2 separate regions of the Homo sapiens genome follow, and region 2 is linked to region 1. Evidence: chromatin contacts called from ENCODE Hi-C or POLR2A ChIA-PET data. All regions are on one chromosome and are shown on one strand. Each heading gives the region's core, a stretch centred on a gene start or an enhancer-like site at or near the end of the contact. The rest is flanking DNA. Distances are from core to core; before and after follow the strand shown. Region 1 overlaps EXOC2 (exocyst complex component 2). Region 2 overlaps LINC03066 (long intergenic non-protein coding RNA 3066).

What was found. Hi-C counts contacts between places; a loop is a spot of excess contacts on that map. ChIA-PET counts read pairs that join two places held with the same protein, here RNA polymerase II (POLR2A). Pooled maps may share reads with other maps.
Region 2: a loop to region 1 is called in a map of Right ventricle myocardium inferior, with 9 times the contacts of the local background. The contact joins two enhancer-like sites. A Hi-C loop is called at or near these places in 18 of 168 maps with a recorded cell type or tissue (B cell, CD4-positive, alpha-beta T cell, CD4-positive, alpha-beta memory T cell and 14 more), 28 of 37 single-sample maps with no recorded cell type and 26 of 50 pooled maps. POLR2A ChIA-PET finds 5 or more read pairs at or near these places in 1 of 52 experiments (activated naive CD8-positive, alpha-beta T cell).

The regions. Positions count from the first base shown.
Region 1 is chr6:587,346-591,453 of GRCh38, reverse strand. The region is part of intron 11 of EXOC2 (exocyst complex component 2); the gene reads left to right. Among named protein-coding and RNA genes, the nearest start is that of HUS1B, 68 kb to the left of the region's middle. Within about 2 kb of position 1,758, at least 2 of the 41 ENCODE cell types and tissues checked have a DNase peak (open chromatin) inside an H3K27ac peak, as active enhancers do.
Region 2 is chr6:194,139-198,246 of GRCh38, reverse strand. LINC03066 (long intergenic non-protein coding RNA 3066) reads left to right here. Exons shown (of 8, transcript NR_126020.1): 2 at 1-82. Among named protein-coding and RNA genes, the nearest start is that of LINC03066, 9.3 kb to the left of the region's middle. Within about 2 kb of position 1,964, at least 5 of the 41 ENCODE cell types and tissues checked have a DNase peak (open chromatin) inside an H3K27ac peak, as active enhancers do.

The DNA.
Region 1 (4,108 bases), core at 509-3,008:
TTAAGACTTCCAGGAAGGGAGAATGTGCACAGGTTACAAGCACAAGAAGGCCTCTGAATCCTGTGTGGTTGGAGCTTAGATCGTGGAGGTGGAGTGAAGAGACGAACTTTCTTGGCTGCTGTGACAGGTTTGGACTTCACCCAGAGTGCGATGGGGAGTCGCTGACGGATTTTAAGCTGGGGTCAATGGATTGGGGGAAGACAAGCTCAGACTTACTTTTGAAAAGATGACGACTCTGGCCGCCCATAGTGGGTGGATGAGAGGGAGCAAGCCCAGAGCAGTGAAGCTGGTGAGGAGACAGGCACCCCACCTGATGTGGAGGTGGTGGGAATGTGAAGAAGAGCATGGACTCCAGGGCCGTTCAGGAATAGAACTGATAGGGCTGGATGATGGACAAATGAAGAGGAGGAAGGGATGAGCAGTGATTTCCAGATGGCTGACTGGCAGCTAGTTAGGGTGATGGTGCCACTGAGTTAGGGAACATAGGGGAGAAAAGTGATTCCGCCTCTTTGTTTGGACAGCTTGACTTGGGGTTGTCTGACATGTAAGTAGAGATGGAAGTAGTTGGATCTAGAGACTGAGAAATTTGAGCTTGGTGGGCATACAGGTGGTCCCTTGGAACTCGTGCATTTACCCAAGAAGACGAAAAAAGAAGCAAACTCAGGAAAGAGTCCTGACAAGTGATGTTTTAGGGGCTGGTAGAAGAAGAGAAGCCTTCAAAGGAAACGAAGAAGGGGTGGTCATGGCGGGAGGAAAACAGAAGGGAGTGGTCAGCAAAATCTCCAAGATGAAGCAGAAGATGAAAGAGAAATGTCCTTAGGATTGCTCTTACGCTGTTGGTGGTGACTCTGGCAAATGCAGGGCCTGAGACCTGAGCCCCTAACTGGATGACATGAAAAGGAGTAATGGCCCTCATCAGGTCCCTGGGAGGATCAGGAGCTGTAACAGGAGAGCAGTCTTGGTAGAGAAGGAAGTACAATGGAGAGGTCGCCGTTGTTTCTTTCTAGCATAGTTTTGTCATGAATTAGTTGGCTTGGATTTGAGTACTTTCCAGCTCTGATGCCATTTTTTTCTATGCTTGGTATTTAAGAAAACCCAGGTATCTCTGCTGAAGCCATGTCAACATCCCCATTAATGTCATTAATTATTTTATATTTTTAGCAAGTGAAAATGACAGCAAATGTTACACACAGTCTGCAGTCTTTGGGAATATTTAGAAAGCCTTACATATTTATTTCTCTGTTGATTCAACCAATAATTTTTGAGTCTACTCTGTTCGGCAGAGCTCTCAACCTTAAGGGCCCATCAGAGTCCACTGGGGATTTTTTTTTTTTTTTTCCAGACAGAGTCTCGCTTTGTCGCCCAGGCTGGAGTGCAGTGGCTCGATCTCAGCTCACTGCAAGCTCCGCCTCCCAGGTTCACACCATTCTCCTGCCTCAGCCTCCCAAGTAGCTGGGACTACAGGCGCCCGCTACCACGCCTAGCTAATTTTTTTGTATTTTTAGTAGAGACGGGGTTTCACCCCATCACGGTGTTAGCCAGGATGGTCTCGATCTCCTGACCTCGTGATCCACCCGCCTCGGCCTCCCAAAGTGCTGGGATTACAGGCGTGAGCTACCACGCGTCCACTGGGGCTTTTTAACAACCAGTTATCAATTCTTGGCCTTACCCCTTCCCTCCGTGCCAAGCACATTCTAATCTCTGTGGCTGGAGTCCAGGCAATTTCAAGCTCCCGGGCGATTCATGTGCAGCCAGGGCTGGTCACCAGGGTGCTGGCTGCTGTGCCAGGAGCCGGAAGTGCAGTGCGAGCTGGCCTCTTGGAGCTTGTGGTCTAGGGAGAAACACACCATCTAAAAAATCACATAGGCATGTATTCAGTTGGAATAGTGAAAAGTGTGAGGTAGTGGGGAGTACAAAATTGTATGAAAATGTATGATAGGAAGGGTGCAGTCCGGTTGAGGGGAAGTCCAGGGAAGTTTTCTAGAGGAGGTGAAATCTCAGTTGAACCTAAACAACGACAGTCAGTTCTCCGGATCGGCATTGAGACGCGTTCCAGACACCGTGCGGGTGCTGGACAGTCAGTTCTCTAGATCAGCATTGAGAAGCGTTCCAGACACCGTGCAGGTGCTCGACAGTCAGTTCTCTGGATCGGCATTGAGACGCGTTCCAGACACCGTGCGGGTGCTCGACGGTCAGTTCTCTAGATCGGCATTGAGAAGCGTTCCAGACACCGTGCGGGTGCTCGACAAATGTCACTGCTCTCCAGCAAAGGTGGTGATGAATGCAGTCACCATATTCACTGGATACAGATAGGATATGTGGTCTGACCAAGGATTTTCCTACTTATACTTTCAGGAAACAAACTGAATACCTAATTTGGTATGAAAATATTTGAATTTCTGGAATATGTGTGTAATTTATGAAGACAACATATGGACTTTTTGAAACTGGAAAAATTCCAGAAAATTTCATCTATCTCGTCATATCTTTACCTCAAATATCTGATAACCAGTATTCCATCACCAAAGGTCTGAATCTTTCTCAAAGATAGAGGGAAACACACCGTCATCTTTCCTTCCCTGACATCTTAATTTATTGCTATATATATTCATTCTAAATTGCTTAAAATCAGTGTTTTGGAAAAAAAAAAGGTGACAGAAGCTTTCTTGTAACTCACTTACTCTGAGCAAGCTTGTTGCGCACCTTGTTCATCACTTGGGAAATAATCGAAAGAATGTGCGTGGAATGGGAGCAGTGCCTCAGGTTACTTTCATTACTTCATCTTTTCATTAGAAAGTGAAGGGCCGGTGCGGTGGCCCACGCCTGTAATCCCAACACTTTGGGAGGCCGAGGCGGGCGGATCACAAGGTCAGGAGTTCAACACCAGCCTGGCCAACATAGTGAAACCCTGTCTCTACTAAAAATACAAAAATTAGCCAGGTATGGTGGTATAGCCAGGTATAGGCCCAGCTACTCAGGAGGCTGAGGCAGGAGAATCACTTGAACCCAGGAGGCAGAGGTTATGGTAAGCCGAGATCGTACCACTGCACTCCAGCCTGGGCAACAGAGTGAGACTCACTCCATCTCAAAAAATAAAAAAGTGGAAACAATTCCTTACAACTCTTTGAACTTTACAGTTTTAATGACAATACAATATAAATGTCTTAAATTCACATTTTATTTTTTCTTTTGACATTCAGAACATGCTTAACTGTTCCCTCTGTCATTGTCAGTAAACACTGCTAATCTAAATGTAGGTAATTCTAGCACATGAGAGGCTTTTAACTGGAAAATTGGGGTGGTTTTTTGAACTTAGGTCAGAAGCGATTTTCACTATTAAATTTTGGAAAATCCCACTTATATTTAAAAGCAGAAAGGATAATGTAACAATACCCCATGTACTCACGCTGACTTCAGCAGTTACCAACTCATAGCCAATCTCATTTTATCAGCTCATAGCCAGTCTTACCTGCTTCTCTCCCCTCCCTCACCCTGGATTATTCTAAAACAGATCACATCATTTTATCCATAATTAATTCAGTATGTAATTCTTAGAAATAAGGATTCTTTTTAAAAACTGTAGCCAAAATACCATGACCATTACCTAAAATATGAATATTTTTTAAATATGAAATACTCCAGTTTCAAATTCAGAAAGTTTAATTTCTTCAGTATCTTTCTGAGTGCATCGATAGCATTGCCCTTGAGCTGATACTCAGTGCACAGGCAAATGGTAAATGAAATGCGGCACAGACGCGGACAGAACGTTTCCTCGGATGGAAGGAGGATTCGCCATTAGTGAAATAGAGTGTGCTTTGGCCAGTTTGCATGTCGGTGTTTTTCTGTATGTGATCATTTCTATATGTGTATGTCATTGCACACATGTTAACTTTAATATACACATATCTATGGCCGGGCGCGGTGGCTCACGCCTGTAATCCCAGCACTTTGGGAGGCTGAGGCTGGCGGACCATGAGGTCAGGAGATCGAGACCATCCTGGCTAACACAGTGAAACCCCGTCTCTACTAAAAATACAAAAAATTAGCCGGACATGGTGGCATTTGCCTGTAGTCCCAGCTACTTGGGAGGCTGGGGCAGGAGAATGGC
Region 2 (4,108 bases), core at 715-3,214, 390 kb after region 1:
GATCCTTCAACGCTGGAAACGCCCAGATGGTAACGAGAGTTCTGATAGTGCCGGATCCTTCGACGCTGGAAACGCCCAGATGGTAACGAGAGTTCTGCATGGTCTCAACTTTCTTTCTTTTTTCTTTTTTGTTTTTGAGACACAGTTTTGTTCTTGTTGCCCAGGCTGGAGTGCAATAGTGCAATCTCGGCTCACTACAACCTCCACCTCCCCGGTTCAAGTGATTCTCCTGCCTCAGCCTCCTGAGTAGCTGAGATTACAGGCACCTGCCACCATGCCTGGCTAAGTGTTATATTTTTAGTAGACACAGGGTTTCACCATGTTGGCCAGGCTGGTCTTAAATTCCTGACCTCAGGTAATCCACCCGCCTTGGCCTCTCAAAGTGCTGGGATTACAAGCATGAGCCAATGTATCTGCCCTTCAACTTTCTAAAAAGCTCAAAAGGAGCCCTATCTCATTTATCATGAAATGACCCTACAGCTTACTTTCTTTGGCTTTCATTCTTTATATATTTTTCTCTATGTGAGAAAAAGAGCAAACCCGCAGCTATGCAAGGGGACAGGCCCACAGGCTCGTTTGTGAGGAAGAAGGCTGCTCACTAGGCCCCTGGGGTAAATGGGTGCTGGAGCCTTGCAGGGGGGATGGAATCACATCCTGTCGGGGCTCAAATGTGGGAGGCCCATGCCAGACCCTGGCCCAAGGACATTTATGTGTGACCCTGATGGACAAATGCAGATTGCTTGGTAGATGAATCCCACCAAGATGGAGGCCCCTGCAGGGTTTTTTGAGTATGTTTTTGGGTTTTCTTTTTGTTGTTGTTGTTGTTAATGAGCAACTTTGGGGGTTTTACAAAGAATAAAGATAAATAAGAGGAGGGCCCATTACCTGGTTCTTCTCATGACTAAGATCAAACATCGTCTAAACAGAAGCCTGATGTGTGGAATGTGTGAGAAAAAAACCTGAGTTCATCGCTTCAATAAAACACCAAGGCCAGGCACAGTCGTTCATGCTTGTAATCCCAGCACTTTGGGAAGCTGAGGCAGGCAGATCACCTTTGGTCAGGAGCTCGAGACCAGTCTGGCCAACATGGTGAAACCCCGTCTCTGTTAAAAATACAAAAATTAGCCAGGTGTGGTGGTAGGCACCTGTAGTCCCAGCTACTCAAGAGGCTGAGACAGGAGAATCACTGGAACCTGGGAGATGGAGTTTGCAGTGAGTTGAGATCGTGCCACTGCACTCTAACCTGGGCAACAGAGCGGGACTCCGTCTCAAAAAAAAAAAAGCACCCTAATTGAACTAATTGAACTACAGAACCAACAAAAAGTCATACCATCTCATCTCATCTTATCCATCCTCACATCCATCCACCCATCCAATCATCCGTCCATCTACCCATTCACCCATCCACCCTTCCATCTATCCATCCATCCATTTGTCCATCAATCCATGTATTCATCCATCTATCCTCCCATGCATCCATCCATCCATGCATTCATCCATGTATTCATCCATCTATCCTCCCATGCATCCATCCATCCATCCATGCATTCATCCATCCATTCTCCCATCCATCCACCGATCTTATTCATCCATATATCATATCCATCCATCCATCCATCCATCCATCCATCCATCCATCCAACCATCCACCAATCCATTCATCCACCCACCAATCTACCTATTCACCCTTCCATTTTATCCATCCATCTATCCATACATTATTCATTCATTCACTGACATTCAATACATTTTTATTTCATGCCTGTGGGATGCCAGGCATTGTGCTTGATATTTGGAATACAGAAGAAAATGAAAATGAAACAGATGTGGCCCAGCTCCTGCCCTCTTGGAGTAAATCTTACATTCAGGATAAACTGAGACAGGAAATATAGATCAAGTGATGTCCTAGGACACACAGAGGAGTAGAACTGGTCTGACTTAACCTTGGCAGCCCATGCTTATGAGAGGCTAAATATATCTCAGTGCTCCCTGGACTCCGGTCAAAGCACTCCCTCCCTCTCAGGCCTCTCCTCCAGAAGGAAGTCAGATGACCATTTCCTATCATGAATTCAGCAGTGTCAGCCCACTTACATCCAGGGCATGATTTTTTATGTCATAATAAGCCTAAAGGGTGGAATTCAAAATACTTTTGTTTATCACAATTCATGTGGTTTGGGGTTTTCTTAAATAAGACAGTGACAGGCACAGATACAGACATCGCAGGGTGTTGTGGTTCTGGAAAACACGTGCAATGGGGCCAAGGGAAAAGACAGCTCCTCTTGAAGTCAGAGGTGACTCATGAAGCACAGCTCTCTTTTTGTTTTCAGGATTCTGTGAGGTCCATGACTTTCCAACAGTTCTGAGTTTTGTCACTGCAGAAGGGCCCATGCTCTTTATCCCAAGGCCACCCCATGGGAGAGATGGGCTGGACTGCCAAGTGTGTTTCTGGATTCCTACTCATGGAGGCCAGGTTCTTTATGCAGCCTCTGCCTTACAGCGCTCCTCTAGATCAGAGCTCAGAGGATGGCCTGGCACAGTCAGCATCAGTGAAGGGGCAGGAGGAACATTAACGACCTGGAAAAATGCAATGCTAAGTGGCAAAAAGCTGGTTACAGACACAACTTATACAGCATGACATGATTTGATATGAATGGAACACTACAAAGACAAATACCCATTCCTAACAGCTGCGATGTTTTCTTCTCCAGCTCTGTAGTTTATATTGTATCTTTAGGTCTGTAATCCAGCTTGAATTATCTTTGGTATCAGGTATGAGGTACCTGCTGAGTTCATCTCCTTTTGCATGTGGATCTACAATTGCCCAGCACCATCTGCTGAACAGACTCCCCTTTCTCCATCAAATTGTTTATGCACCTGCGCTAAAAGTCAATACACCATATTGGTATGGGCTGTTTCTGGACTCTTTTCTAACCCACTGATCTATTTGTCTATGTTTAGGTGAATACCACATGGTCTTTTTTACTGTAGCTTTATAGTCATCCTTGAAATCAGGCAGCATGCGTCCTCCAACTTTATTCTTCTAATCTATTTATTTCAGTTTTGCTAAAATATTTCAGACATCCGGTATTTGCAGATAGTATGACATTTCCTAATTGTCCCTAACAACATTGACATTCATTCCTTCTTGTCCTCTAATTCTCGGCCCCTCTTCGTGTTTCTAGGAACGATTATCTCTCTAACGTTCCTTGTTCCTCTTTCCCATTGAGACCCTGACCGCCCTTATAGAAGGAAGCAATACACAAAACAAAGCACCATCAACCATTATCCAGGGCCAGTGGATCGCTTCTCCTCCCACGCCAGCCATCCGAGAAAGGCTCAGCTATGCATCTGCCCCACACATCACAGAGCAAGAGTGTGGTTCTGGTAATCTGTGGGTGTTTTTTTTTTTTTTTGAGACAGAGTCTCGCTCTGTCACCCAGGCGGGAGTGCAGTGGCACGATCTCAGTTCACTGCAACCTCTGCCTCCCAGGTTCAAGCAATTCTCCTGCCTCAGCCTCCCGAGTAGCTGGGATTACATGTGTGCGTCACCACGCCTGGCTAATTTTTATATTTTTAGTAGAGATGGGGTTTCGCCATATTGATTAGGCTGGTCTTAAACTCCTGACCTCATGTGATCCACCTGCCTCGGCCTCCCAAAGTGCTGGGATTACAGGCATGAGCCATCGCGCCCGACCATCTGTGGGTTTTAATTTCACTACAACAAAGTCGCTGGGCAGTTGTGTATTTGCTGGTATTTTGTTCTTTTGTGAAATTAAGTACGTTAGAATTTAGGAAATCAAATCTCAATTTTATCTCTGAGTTGCTTTCTGATCTTGAACATCTTCTCTCAGTATCCAACTCACTGTTCTTATGAGAGTTATACATCCTCTGAATCCTGGCTTTTAGATAATAAGGTGCAACATAGTACCCCAAAAATATCTGATAAATGACACATACCCGGTAATATGACTGTGGCTTTAGAAAAAAAAAAAAAGCACAACACTGTAGTTAATCACAGGGTCTATTTCCGGTGTCACAGTGAGTCTCACAGGACAAACACATCAAACTAGGTCCCTAAAAATGTCAAGAAAACCCACATATCAGCCTA